Linked DNA regions of Mus musculus: region 1 is linked to region 2. Evidence: chromatin loops called from intact Hi-C (ENCODE). Cell type or tissue: left cerebral cortex. All regions are shown on one strand. Links, peaks and the distances in the headings refer to the core of each region. The heading gives the core; the rest is flanking DNA. Region 1 overlaps Prkd1 (protein kinase D1). Region 2 has its middle 48 kb from the start of Prkd1.

The links. A loop is a pair of places that touch in the nucleus more often than their neighbours do. Peaks named below come from ENCODE experiments on the same cell type or tissue, not always from the same donor. Only the 100,000 strongest peaks of a DNase experiment are listed, where the experiment ranks them.
Region 1: a loop joins it to region 2, with 2.2 times the contacts of the local background. A loop is called at or near these places in 2 of 42 quality-filtered maps.

The regions. Positions count from the first base shown.
Region 1 is chr12:50,530,831-50,537,928 of GRCm38, forward strand. All of the region lies in intron 1 of Prkd1 (protein kinase D1), which reads right to left. Among named protein-coding and RNA genes, the nearest start is that of Prkd1, 110 kb to the right of the region's middle. In left cerebral cortex, for the core only: a CTCF peak has its summit at 3,901; no DNase peak of the experiment used is centred there.
Region 2 is chr12:50,693,813-50,700,910 of GRCm38, forward strand. No RefSeq gene overlaps it. Among named protein-coding and RNA genes, the nearest start is that of Prkd1, 48 kb to the left of the region's middle. In left cerebral cortex, for the core only: a CTCF peak has its summit at 3,873 (motif pointing left); DNase peaks (open chromatin) are centred at 3,871 and 4,888.

The sequences.
Region 1 (7,098 bases), core at 2,751-5,250, 160 kb before region 2:
TGCACATGTGGGAACCCTGTGAACTGCAGTAATGGGTAAAACTATTTCAAATGAAGTCTAAAATTACATAAGGATCCAAATGACAACTGTCAATTTTGGGGATAAAGTAGAAACATTTTGAATATTAAATTCATATTTTATATACTCATGTATAGTACCACATAAGAACACTTTTATGGTATTACCATAGAAAACATTAAAACAACTTAGAAAGTGAGGGGAAATAACCCACAGATTTTATCTAAACTGTATTTAAAAGAGTACAATGTTATCTAACACTTGTAAATCTTTTTTGACAATGCACTGAGTTATGCAATTACCTTTCCTCATACTTCCAAAAGGTAATACCTTCAGATTTCCTCTTTAAAATGTTTTCTCCTGTCTTCTCAGAAACAACCATATTATTTGTATATTCAGAGGTAAGCTGATAAAATAATATTTATGCCAAAGTTAGTTTACTGGCTATTTCAAGGCATATTTGCCTACAACATTATATCATGATACGTGGTTCAGCTGGAAAACAAAGGCCTCCCTGTTTTGAGATGACTGCAAATGAAGGAGAAGAAAGGTTCCGATTGGCCCTCAGCCCCACAAGATCAATAAGAGTCCTTCTCTGTGGCATAGCCAAATGCTCTGGGCTCAAGGGTTCTTGTCTGGTGAATTCTGTCATTCTGAGTCTCAAATGCATCCTGAGCAATTTGCTTTATCTCAGACTGTTTTGCTTTGAGGACTTCCCCTGGGTTTTGAGTGTTACTTGAAACAACCAAAAAATCCTTAGTGAAACAAAAAACATGATTGCGTATGTATCATTAGGTAAAGGAAATGAGTCTAAGTGTAAATCTTTCCACTAAATAACTATTTTTATCAAAACACAATTTTGTTTGTTTAAAAATATTTTGTTTCTGTTGTTTGGTTTTGGAACTCTTCTGTTTACTCAATAGTCAAGATATACACTAGTTAGAAGCACCACCTAAATAAGATTGTATTTCAAGATGCAAATTTTAAGTCGTGTTGCTAATAATATATGCACAGCTGAGTGAACAACTTATGAGAAAGATGTACATTTTGGATACAGCCTAATTATTATCTAATTTTCATAATGTCAGAAATAACAGAATGTTTATTATGTACTCAGCACCTGTTAATAATCTGCTATAAATACCTGTAGGCATTTACACTTGCATTTTGAAAAGAAAAACAGAAAAGTCTGATGCATCCTATCGATTAGGGCACTCATCAGTAGACTGAGCAATCCTAGAATCACTCAACAACACAGCATTCCAATCTGAGTTAGCTTACCTACAGTATCACAATTTCCACATCCCAAGGCTAGTTTTCAGTTTCAGTGCTCATAATTTGTTTTTCACTCAGGTAAGTCGAAATTATCTATGGAATAACTTTCCTTCTAAAGAAGATAGACTGACTGCACCTCAGGCTATTATCCATAGCAGAATATGACAGCATTAGGGTCATGATCGCATGCTACCCAATCATTCATTTGACAAGCAGTGTGAAGATTTAAGTTACATGCTCTCATAAACGAATGATTTTAGCCTTACATTTTGATGAGGGCAGAGATAAGAATCTACTAATTGTGGGATCCAATGTGACCATGGTAGTGTAGAGGTATACAGGATGAAAATACAAAATGGAGTTTTAGCTTCATTTGAAAATAGAAATCATAAAAAGGGGCTTTAGAAAGGGTTTCTTTGGGAGATACTGTGGATATTGTAAAGATGACTCAGAGCACAGCATAGATAGCAGCCATTCAATGAGAAGATAATGATGATGGAGAAAACCGTGATGGCAATGACAGTTACACAGTTACAGCTGTTCAACACAGAACCGTTCTTCTCCAGACCAGCTACATTTAAGTCATATTATAAATACAATCAGATGGACCAGGCAAAACCTTCTATTTTCAGCAATAACAACCAAAAGGGCCTGGTGACTTTAGCTGCTTAACCATCATCCACCTTATCAGAGACTGCTCATCATGGATGCCAGCGGGTCCATCTCATCAGTCCAAAGGAGAGGAAAAGGGTTGATGATGAGGCACATAACATTCCCACCATTGCTCTGTATGCATGAAACCACCGAGACAGTGGGTGGTAACCTGAGCAGGCCTGCCCCCTCCAATCAGGACATTTCACACTTACTGCTTCTGCCATGGCATTCAGTGCATTCAGTCACAGGTAGAGCTTCTCAGCGGCCTGAATCAGGGCAAGTGGGGTTTCAGTGAATGCATACCCCGATGTAAAGTCAAACAGATCTGTGTATAGTGTTTAAACACCTGTAGCGCTTTCTAACAAGAACAACGATTGTTTAACACTTACCCTTCTGGCTCAAGTAAAACTTTCTGTCATTTCGGCCACTTCATTCTTTTATCATTCCGGTTTAGTGGACTATGACGTAATCATATCCCAGACAATTACTAGGCTCTTTCATATGTGTTACTTGTTCAGATATCTCCTGACCAAGGTGCTATGTGACCATTTTCTAAAGTGGTTGTACCAAAGCCATTAGCAGTATATCAAAGTTCTAGCTTAACAAAATGGAGTAAGGCCAATCACTTCAGTATTACCTCTTGTAAAAGTATACTTTCTATAACTTCCACACTATAAACAGAATGTATATAACCCACATGTTATAGATTACAAAAGTGATAGTGTACTCATACTTTACTCCCAATGAAATAAATTACACATAAAAAATTCCTCACATAATACAAGGTTGTTACTACTATAAAAGTATAAACTTTTTATTTTTATTTTTTTTCTTTTTCCAATTTTTTATTAGATATTTTCTTCATTTACATTTCAAATGCTATCCCAAAAGTCCCCTATACCCCACCCCCCGCCCTGCTCCCCTACCCACTCACTCCCACTTCTTGGCCCTGGTGTTTCCCTGTACTGGGCCATATAAAGTTTGCAATACCAAGGGGCCTCTCTTCCCAATGATGGCCAACTAGGCCATAAAATGTCAATATTCTTATTTAATAATTTAACTAATTTTTATAAAATTAGAACCCAAACATAAATAAATTATATCCCAAACATAGATTAAACCATTAAACAATATTAAAATAAAATGATTTTCAAGAAATCAAATTTCATGCTACAATTTTACAGTTAAGAAAAATGAGAAATATTTTAGTATAATTATAAAATATTGATGACACTTGAAGCTTTGAACATCAGCTTCTCTCATGTATTGCTTTGTAAAGAACTTTTTTAAACATTGGAAATTTCCAAGAACAGTACTGGGTACATTTGTACTTAGAAACGCTTCAGTCAGGACACTAAAATTCGCTGATCATCACAAGTAAGAAGTGAAGAGTTTTTCCATTTTAGTGACAACAGCTGCCATTCTGTAAACACCCTAAGTGCCAGGATGGAGTGATGCTGAATCACAGGAGCCAAATGACAAGGTGTGTTCCCTAAAGAAAAGGGACGCTCACAAAGTGTGAGCACAGCAGTACATGGGAAGAGGAGGCACTAAGCATGAAATGCATGAGGCAGGCAAATAATTCAAGTTCACTTAGCAGGCGGTGGACACAGCCAATGTAAGTGTGGCGCCAACGTTAGGCCATTGCTTTAAAAAAAAAAAAAATCACACATTCTTCTTATGTTCCGGAACTCAGTGAGATCTGCTCACAAAATAAAATGCATTAAACATTCAAGGAGATAACATGGCAAAATAGAGACAGCTACAAATCAAGTTCTTTTTAACAGATTTTACACTACACATGAAAAAAAAAAACTAACAATCTGCTGATTATTAGCGCTGCCAAACTGGAAAAAGTTCTTGTGGTTAAAATAAAAGCAAAATATGCATAAATATATAGGAGTAACAAAAGACTATTTTTGCTCCTGGGAGCACTGTAATTTGGCTTAAATGGTAGGTGTTTCTTCAGGATAGAGAATGTAACTGCACTTAAAGACACATCCGATTGTATATTCATATATGCGGTAGTCATTTTTTAAATGCTGGTAGGAAGAAACTATCTACAGAAAAGAAATAAAAAAGATTATAAATTTAAAATAATCTAGACTACAATGACAAAGACGCTGTTTACTTTTTTCTGCTTCCAGATGAATCTAATGAGTTACATTTTGCTTAAAGTAAACACAATCTGTTACCAGGACCTCACCTGTCCTAAGATACTGTGTTCCTACATCCCATAGTCTATAAAGGACATCTTCTCAATGCAGTGTTTTCTGGAGAAGTTGAAAACATAAAACCATTGATGTTTGTTCGTTTGTTTGTTTGTTTTTGCTTACACAGTTGGGTATCATACACTGAAGCAGGACTGTATTCAAATAATCATTTTATGAATGGTATTTCTGAGTTAAGTAGTAAAAGATAAGCATTCATTCAATCTTACTTAAAAAAAATTCCTTAGACTTGAAAAAGAAATGAAGTAGAGCCCTCGTGATAGGGCTCAAACCTTGAGAGTCCTCTAGTAGAGGACCTAAGTTCTGTTTCCAGCAACCGCATCACAGCTTACAACTGTCTGTAACTGCAGTGCTAGGGGACCAAACTTCCTCCTCATGCATATGCATGGTGCAAATACATACATGCAGGCAAAATACTCATAAACATAGATGATAGACAGAGAGATAGGCAGACAGAATAGATCCGTGTGTGTGTGTGTGTGTGTGTGTGTGTGTGTGTGTGTGTGTGTGTGTAATTCAATTCGACACAATGGCTTTATTTATTTAGTGGTATCCTTAAGATGGATACTTTCCTTCAGCTTTGAGATACACTTAAATTACTTTAATTTTCTTAATGTTTACGACCATCTGTCCATTCAATAGTACTTTTGTATTTTTGTGAATTCTTTAAATTTACCTCAATTTCAATTTTCTACACGCTAAATGTCTCAGTAGTACATCAAACTCCTAAATATTTTGAGATTGTAAGTAAAGAGGAAGGATAGGAAATGTCACACAATAAATCTTTTCATATATTTATTTCATATATTTAAAGATATTGTATATATATATGCATATATATATATATATATATACACATACATACATACATACATTTAATTCTCCAGTCTATTTTAGTAGTGTCATTCTTACTGAATAAAAAAGAGTTGAAGAAAAAAGTCACCTTCCTTTCTACAGTTGCCTCCTTTGTACAGCAATGTGTACTGATTCACGTTGCCACTTCATTCTCACCTAATACTCATTTACCAACAGGCCTGTTTAGAGGCTCTAACTCAACATCTTCCTCTCTCCAGCATGAGCTGCACTTGTGGTGCTTACTGGGAAATGAAACATTTTGGTGACTTAATGGTCAAATGAATGAATCAGCCTGGAATTGCTCTCAAATAGAAAATCTATTCTAACTGGAAGCTATAGCAGAATTTACCAAGTGCAGAATCATGGTTAATTATTTTAGAGTTTCCTTGGTTGCAGATATTAAAACCATTACTGCAAACAATTACATAAACATAAATCAGTATTTTGTACAATGCATATTTTAGTTATAAACTCAACTTCTGATTAACATTAGCTGCTTTTTTTTTGGTGGGTAGGTGAAAAGGAAAGTCAAAAACAGAACAAACATAACTGAGTCATATTATTTCATGAATGTTAGTTGGCTATATTAGTATACTTGGTTTTTCCCTAATTAAAAATTCTATACTTTCCTTTATGTACTGATTCATAAGTAAAGGTGATATGCATATTTGTAACACTCTTCTAAACAAGCAAATGATTTCTCTGGCTAAATGGTATCTCCCAATAGGATTACAGGGTATATTATGTTGGCATGAATTAGTTTGTTAGGTAAATAACCTTAAATGTGAAATAGCAATCAACAAGTATGCATAAAAATCATTTAAATGTGTATGGTGTGCTTTCCTGAATTGAGTGATTCTAGTTTGTCTATCTTAAATTCCTCAACTCCTAAATATGGAAATTAGTGTGAGTGACTAATTACAACAATATGAAAGTTCTTAACTATATTCTTTAATTATTTGTCACTTCATAGGACTGCCTACTTTTTTTTTCTTTTGAAAAAAGATGAACTTGTTCATTAAATTCTTTGGATGTGGAGGCAGAAATTCCTGTAGCTTCCAAAATAGAAAAATTGAATGTTTTGTAGTTAGTTCTGGGCTAATGACATTAATTTAGTAGCCATCAGCCTGTAAATGATATTTAATGTCACAAGACTGAATGAGATTCCCAAAGATACACAAGCAGAGACAAGAACTGAACCCTTATTCCTCCAACCCTCTAATATTATAAGGTCTGGAAAAAAAAAAACAGCAAGTGGGTTACAGACAGCTGGCAAGATTCACTGTGTTCAGTGCACTGAAGCAAGGTCTAATGAGATGAAAACCAAACCCCAAACAATGAACGGACCTAGAAGGTTAGTGTTGAAACCTGATGATGGGCCCAGGCAAGATATCTCCAATGGTCTAATAGCTGCACTTTCATCTTGAAGAGTACCACAGCTGTCTAATTGGATTTAAGGCCCACTAATAGGAGATGCTGTAAACCTGGCTAATGGCCTATTGCTACAGACTCATAGACCCTAAAGGAGAACTCATTCCTGTCACATTCCTATACTAATTTCAGGTAATGTTTTAGGATGATATTAATGTTTCTGACTAAAATGAAAAATGAATACAATTTATGGGCTAAGATTCCTTTTGTGATAAGTGCCTAGCCAAATACAATAAATATTATTTAGTAAAGCAGAGATAGAGGAATGATGCCATTATCTACCATTATATAAACTTGAGGTTTAATAGCTTCTGGAAACTATTAACTTGGTTTATCGTGTCTGTATGGAATACAAGAATTGTACTGCTACAGAATATGAATCATAAATATCTTATCCTATCAGAGCTAGACCGTGACACAAACTTATCCTTATGTAACAAGGTTTCTTCAAATATCCTAGCTTTTATATAAGAAAGGACTCTGCACCGATTATAACAAGTAAAAATTCAAACTACCCATGGGTTCCACAATTAGTTGGAGACCATTCCTCCCACAAGTAAGAAGGAGCTCCAGGGGCTTAGGCATCCTGCATCTCTACTGTTCCAGAGGCACAAGCCACTGGAGATGCAGTCAT
Region 2 (7,098 bases), core at 2,427-4,926:
CTGACCCTGGTCTATCTATGTGATGCATCTGTCTTAACAGAGAGTTTGAAAGAACAAATTTCACGTAGTCCCAAGTTCTAAATAGTGCAGAAAATTTCCCGTAGCATTTTTTACTGCTGACAATTCTTTCTCCCACCATCATCTTTTTTTTTTCATCTTTTTTTAAGTAGCAAAATTACCTATGGTTGGAAATGTATGCTAGAAGCTGTCACAGAGCTGAGTTTTGATTCCTTTTTTTTCCTTTTTTTATTAGATATTTTCTTTATTTACATTTCAAATATTATCCCCTTTCCTAGTTTTCCCTCCAAAACTCCCCTATCCCCTCCTCCCTCCCCCTGCTCCCCAGCCCACCCACTCCCACTTCCTGGCCCTGGCATTCCCCTATATTGGGGCATAGAACCTTCACAGGACCAAGGGCCTCTCATCCCATTGATGTCCAACAAGGTCATCCTCTGCTACATATACAGCTAGAGCCACGGAGGGCTGCAAACCCCTTCAGCTCCTTGAGTACTTTCTTTAGCTCATTCATTGGGGATCCCGTGCTCTGTCCAATGGATGACTGTGATCATCTACTTCTGTATTTGCCAGGCACTGGCAGAACCTCTCAGGAGACAGCTATATCAGGCTGCTGTCAGCAAAATCTTGTTGTCATCTGCAATAGTGTCTGGATTTGGTGGTTGTTTATGGGATGAATCCCCAGGTGGGACAGTCTCTGGATGGTCATTCCTTCAGTCTCTGCTCCAAACTTTATCTCTGTAATCCTTCCATGAGTATTGTGTTCCCCCTTTTAAGAAGAATCAAAGTATCCACACTTTGAGCTTCCTTCTTGAGTTTCATGTGTTTTGCAAATTTTATCTTGGGTATTCTGTGCTTCTGGGCTAATATCCACTTGTCAGTGAGTACATATCATGTGCATTCTTTTGTGACTGGGTTACCTCCAGATCCATCCATTTGTCTAAGAATTTCATAAATTCATTGTTTTTAATAGCTGGGTAGTACTCCATTGTGTAAACAGAACACCACTGGCTTGTGCTGTAAGATCAAGAATCAGAAAATGGGACCTCATAAAATTGCAAAGCTTTTGTAAGGCAAAGGACACTGCCAATAAGATAAAATGACAACCAACAGATTGGAACAAGATCTTTACCAATCCTAAATCCAATAGGGGGCTAATATCCAATATATATAAAGAACTCAAGAAGTTGGACTCCAGAAAACCAAGTAACCCTATTAAAAATGGGGTGCAGAGCTAAACAAAGAATTCCCAACTGAGGAATATCGAATGGCTGAGAAGCACCTGAAAAAATGTTCAACATTCTAATCATCAGGGAAATGCAAATCAAAACAACCCTGAGATTCAACCTCACATCAGTCAGAATGGCTAAGATCAAAAACTCAGGGGGCAGCAGATGCTGGTGAGGATGTGGAGAAAGAGGAACACCCCTCCATTGCTGGTGGGATTACAAGCTGGTCCAACCACTCTGGAAACTAGTTTGGTGGTTCCTCAGAAAAATTTACATAGTACTACCAGAAAATCCAACAATACCACTCTTGGGCATATACCCAGAAGATGCTCCAACATGTAATAAGGACACATGCTCCACTATGTTCATAGCAGCCCTATTTATAATAGCCAGAAGCTGGAAAGAACCTAGTTGTCCCTCAACAGAGGAATGGATACAGAGTTTTGATTCCTGTAAGGCTTCTCTAAAAATGTTTATTTGATTCTTGAATGTCCTTTGAGTAACCACAAGGAAGCACAGGTGAAGTGCCTGCCTGAGCAGGCAAATGTCAAGTGAGACTGAAGACCTGACAAAAGAGCAAACTGACCTTTTGGACCAAATGCATTCTCTGTTGGAGAGCTCTATCTACTCAACTTCATAGACACTGGCTAGGCTTGTGTTACTTGGGTATAATGAACACACCTGGAGATAATTTCCCAACACATGATTCACCTCTTCCCACTATTAAGTGTCATAAGAAGTGGGGGGCACTTCCTCCCTTGTTGCTGGATTGGATGGGTCTAAACTAGTCAAACGAAGACTGAAATAAGGGTGTGGAAATTTTAGTTCAATGGCTTTGAGATGCTCAATCTGAAATTGGGAGGATGAAATAATCTGCTGCATATGGTCTTTATGCGGTCCAGGGAAGGAAACAGAGTTCTCAGTAGAAGAATGGAGCAGAAAGGAGGAGAGATTGTCAGAGAAGGCAAATCCTGAGGGGAAACACTGTGGACACTGAGCCCTGCTCTAGTCTAGCACCTGAGGAGATCTGCTATATCGCTGGCATTTGTATGGGAGCTATTTTTTCATGCTCAATCTGTCTTGCTTTGCTTTCATCTACAAGAAGCACAGAGAGCCCCCAAAGTAGATTACTTCAGAATGGATTTGAGGCAATATTCTGAGATTTTAGAATAACTTCTGACAGATACCAAAGAAACAAGAAAGATTACAATTCTGCTTTAAATGAACTAAGTGTCTCTTAACTTTTTTTTAATTTTAAGGATTGCTAATTGTTTTTCAAACTGACACTTAACTAATTGGGTTATAATTTGGTGTTGTAAGCTTTTCGACTTTGCCAGGTGTGGTAGCACACGCCTTTACTCCTTGCACATACAAGGCAAACATTTACAGCCTAGACTACAAAAAGTGAGTTCCAAGACAACCAGTGCTAACTAGAGAGAACATGTCTCAAACAAACAAACAAACCCCCAAAATACAACCTGTAATGAACAAAAGAGGGTAATTAGCATGTCCCTGTTTTTAAACCATATACCATGACTTCATGAGTCCATCATACTTATGTCACACATAAGTTGCTCACACACAAGATGAATATGACTGAAACACCATCAAAATAGTAGCTCTGGAACTTTTCGGGATCTTTGAACTTCCCCAACATAACATTATATAGTTGACTACTTTCTTTACATTTTGTCTGTCCTTCTCTTAAACTGTAAGCTAAGTTGATTGGCTTCTTCTCAAAAAATGGTTATATTTATTATTAAGTGTATAATCGATGAATAAGAGATGAAGGGGTGAATGGATGGATTCACTGCATGAGCCTGGCATGTCTGAAAGCCCTGACTATTTTAGATGTGCTAATATGCATGTACTTTTAATGAAAGCTTGTATATAAATGGGTGATACAGTATTTTTTCAGCTTTTACAGTGGCCCTCTTCAGAACAAACTTTTTCCTGTTTCAAGGAAAATCATCCTAATGCTTTTATCTACCCGAGGTCAGCTTCCTTCTTTCTTACCTTAGCTTACAGACAGAAACTTCCTTCTGAATATACTGAAAAGAAATTCATATCTATAGTAAGTGGGAGAAATCATCATGAGATTAATTATTCATGGAAAGTGAAGGGATGGTTGGGATGTCTATCTCCGCATGTACACATCTACATTTGTACTCCCGCCATCCATGAGTCTGGCTTAAAAGGAGAATAAGTAAAATGTAAATGGAAGCAGATTAGAACTGTCTAATTGTCATAAAACAATAGTTTCTCATCCTCCAAAATTTATATTTAAAAATTGCTAAATGTATCTTTGTTCACCAAGCACTTTAATTAACACCTATAACATGGTGATTATATTATTCAACATTTAAGTGCTTAATTTGCAATCTGGAATTACAGGCATTCCCTGATAAAGATATATTTTCATTTGTTGCATTTGTATTTTTAGTAGAAGACAAAAATAAGCAGATACTTATATGATAATATAATGCTAGATCCATAAACAGGAGTTTTCCTCCCTCCCTTCCATTGCACTTGAGATTAAAACACAGTAACAATCTATTTTTATGTGATGAGCGATTGGATGTTTTTTCACATCGTGAGAGGTTGGAAGTACTGTACCTGCCATCTACTGGAAGTCTGTGGGAGGTACATTTCCCTAGGAACAACTCCAGTCCTCTAGAGAGAGGCTAAAAAACTGCTGCTTGTGCTAGTCGAGGAAAGTGTACCACAGGCTTTGAGGTCATTTAGTGCTATTAAAGCAAATTAAAGAAAAAAATGACCTCATTAATCACAGGCACAAAATGGACCTAGCTAAATCTGAAAAGAAAAAAGGAAAGAGTGACTCACCTTTGAAATGTTAAAGGTTCTACAAGGCCAAGGGGGGTGGGGGGCGGGAAGAGCAACAGCTGTCCTTACCTGAATTCTCACTAGGAGGAGAGCTCTGTGTGTGTGTGTGTGTGTGTGTGTGTGTGTGTGTGTGTGTGTGTGTGTGTGAGAGAGAGAGAGAGAGAGAGAGAGAGAGAGAATTCTTGCAATTAGGTCTTGGCTCATGGGGAAGCCAGGATTCTCAGTTTCTTTAGTGACTTCTGTTGAGCATTTCTGGGCTTCATTGGATTGTTTGACAAAGGTCAGGTGTTAAAATGAGAGGAGACAAGATATGGAGAGTGTTCTGAAATGGTGAAAAACTGTAAGAATTTAGATGCCATGGTTAGGTCTTTAGTTACAAGCTTTGGGAACTATATTTAATTCCTCCAACTATGTGCTGGGTCAGATAGCTCATTTCCTGTAACCTGCAAACCTACAAGGACAATTAATAGACCCATATTGCAATCCCATTAGCCCACTTTCTTGCCTAGTTTTTTTTAATGTAACCTATGTAAGGACTCCTCTTTCCTGAGTTGCAAAAAGACAAACAACAAACACCTCACTGAGTTGCCATTTAATTCCATTTTTATGAATGGCTTTTAAATTAGTGTTTTACAGATTTAAAAACAGAGTGCAATGCTTCCAGCTGGTAGGTAGATGAAGATAACAAAGGAGTTATGAGTTGCAGATTTCCACTGACACCCTCACAGCTTGCTAGTCTCACATGGAATGGCAGCAGCACCAGGGAGAGTGGCTTCACTGAGGTCCCATTGTAGTGTGCAATGTCCATTTCAGGTCACTTCACACCAGTTGCTGCTACTTCCATGACCTCACATTACCTCTAACGAAATTGTAAAATAAACATTGGATTTGAAATTGAACCAGGAATGTCCTTGAGCCACTGTCATGTGAATAAAGACAAAGTTTTTTTTTTTTTAAAGTATAAAACTATGTGCTAGAAGTGTCCTTGACATTGTGCACTAGGAGTATCCACTTCAACTTGGAAATTCAAACAAGGAGATCACTTTCCACACATTTCAGCCTTCAATTAGCATACTTCAGCACAGGAGGGAGAACACAGGGGCAGCTGTTATTTCCAGGGATACTGGGACAGTGAGAAGGACAAGTGGCACAGAGGGCTCCAGTGCTAAGTGACAAAACAGTGGGACTTTTGTGTTGAGCAGACAGACAGACCAGAGACACAGAAAATCCTTCCGCCATAAACATCTGGAAGTACTGGGGGGAAAGCACGGGGAGCAGTGTTTAAAATGCACAGCCAGACTCAGAAAGAAATACATCCAGTCCACAGGAGCTAGAAGGAAGGAGAAAAGAGACTGGATTAGGAAACAGCGCTGCACCCTGACAGCTGGTCAGGAGGTGAGGCATGGGAAGGCATTAGTCAATTCTGGAAATTAAATGAAGGTGGCAGTTCCAGGCTTGGGAGCTGACTGCGTTGGGGAGTAAGATCATCAAACTTTCACTTCACACACAATGCTACAAAACTGGGCTAAGGGAAATAAAATTGTTGGTTCAGGGAATGTGCAGAGAGGGAACAACCTATCTAGCTGCAAAGCCAGTGGGAGGAACATTATTAACTGGACCTGGGGTCTGGACAGGAGAAATTATTTCACTAAGGATTATCTACTGAAGGAACAAAGATCAAAATTCAACCACAGGAACTTCAGATGATAAATTTGAAGCATGTACACAATTAATGTGATTGAAAGAGGAAGGAATCAAAAGTCTAAAAAAAGTCATTTAATACTACCCAAAGTACATAAGAGAGTCTCTCTCTCTCTCTCTCTCTCTCTCTCTGTGTGTGTGTGTGTGTGTGTGTGCATGCGCGCGCACGTGCGCGCGCGTGAGAGAGCACACATGTACAAGAGCACATGTATACATATAGAGATGCTCAGTAGTGGCTAAGGGCACTTTCTGCTTTTCCAGGGGACCCACACTGAGCAACTCAGGACAGCCCACACTCCAGCTCCAGGGGATCCAATGCTCTTTTCTCATGGGAGAGAATGTACACATATACATGGCAAACACATATACAAACACTCATAGCATAAATAAAAATAACAGTAAATCTTTAACATAACAAACAGTAAATGTATTGGGGCTAGAGAGATGGTCCAGTGGCTGAAGGTACTGGATGATCTTCCAGAGGTATTGGGTTCAATTGCCGGCACTAACATGGCAGCTCACAACTGTCTGTAATACAGCTTCAAGTGATTTGACACCCCCCACAGTATAAATGCAGATAAAACAGCAATGTACATATAATTAATTAATTAATTAATTAATTAATTAATGTATCATATGGTCTATAATTCCATGGGTATTTGCAACAGTAAAAAGCCACTGTGTGTTTGCATAAAGGATGTTTATTTCCTTTATATTAGACTCCATCTAGCTGCTTTGTTTCCTATAATTTTTATTGGATGTAATTAAGGATGTTTGCTCTGAAATACCTGAAACAGGAAAATTTCAGGGGAAAATGTATAGTAACTTATTTTAAAAGTCACTGGAAAGTATTGGGCATGCCTGAAGAGTAACTCAGTGCTCAGAAAAATTAGTTTGCTAGCAATGAAAGGACTCCTAAAGACATACTGCTATATCCTTAAATCAGGGCCTCACTCAGCCAACATCTGAGAGGCTTCCTCTTGGAGTAAATAGAAATGAACACAGAGTCCCACAAGTGGACAATGTGAAAGAATAACAGACTTTGGAGCACTCAACCTTACACAGAATGTCTAGATTAAATCCCTCCCCTCAAGGTCAGGAAGCGCTCTGGGAAATGAAGTAGAAAAGTGTTAGACACAAAGGGGATGGATGACTCCAAGGAAACAGTGTTTTGCAGACACAATGGGACTGGTGCACATGTAAACTCACAGAGACCTTGGCAGTTGCATAAGACCTGCGGGGGTTCAGGGTCCCACACCCTAAGCAAGAGTATTCTGCAACTGACACCCACTGTCAAAAGGGAAAATTG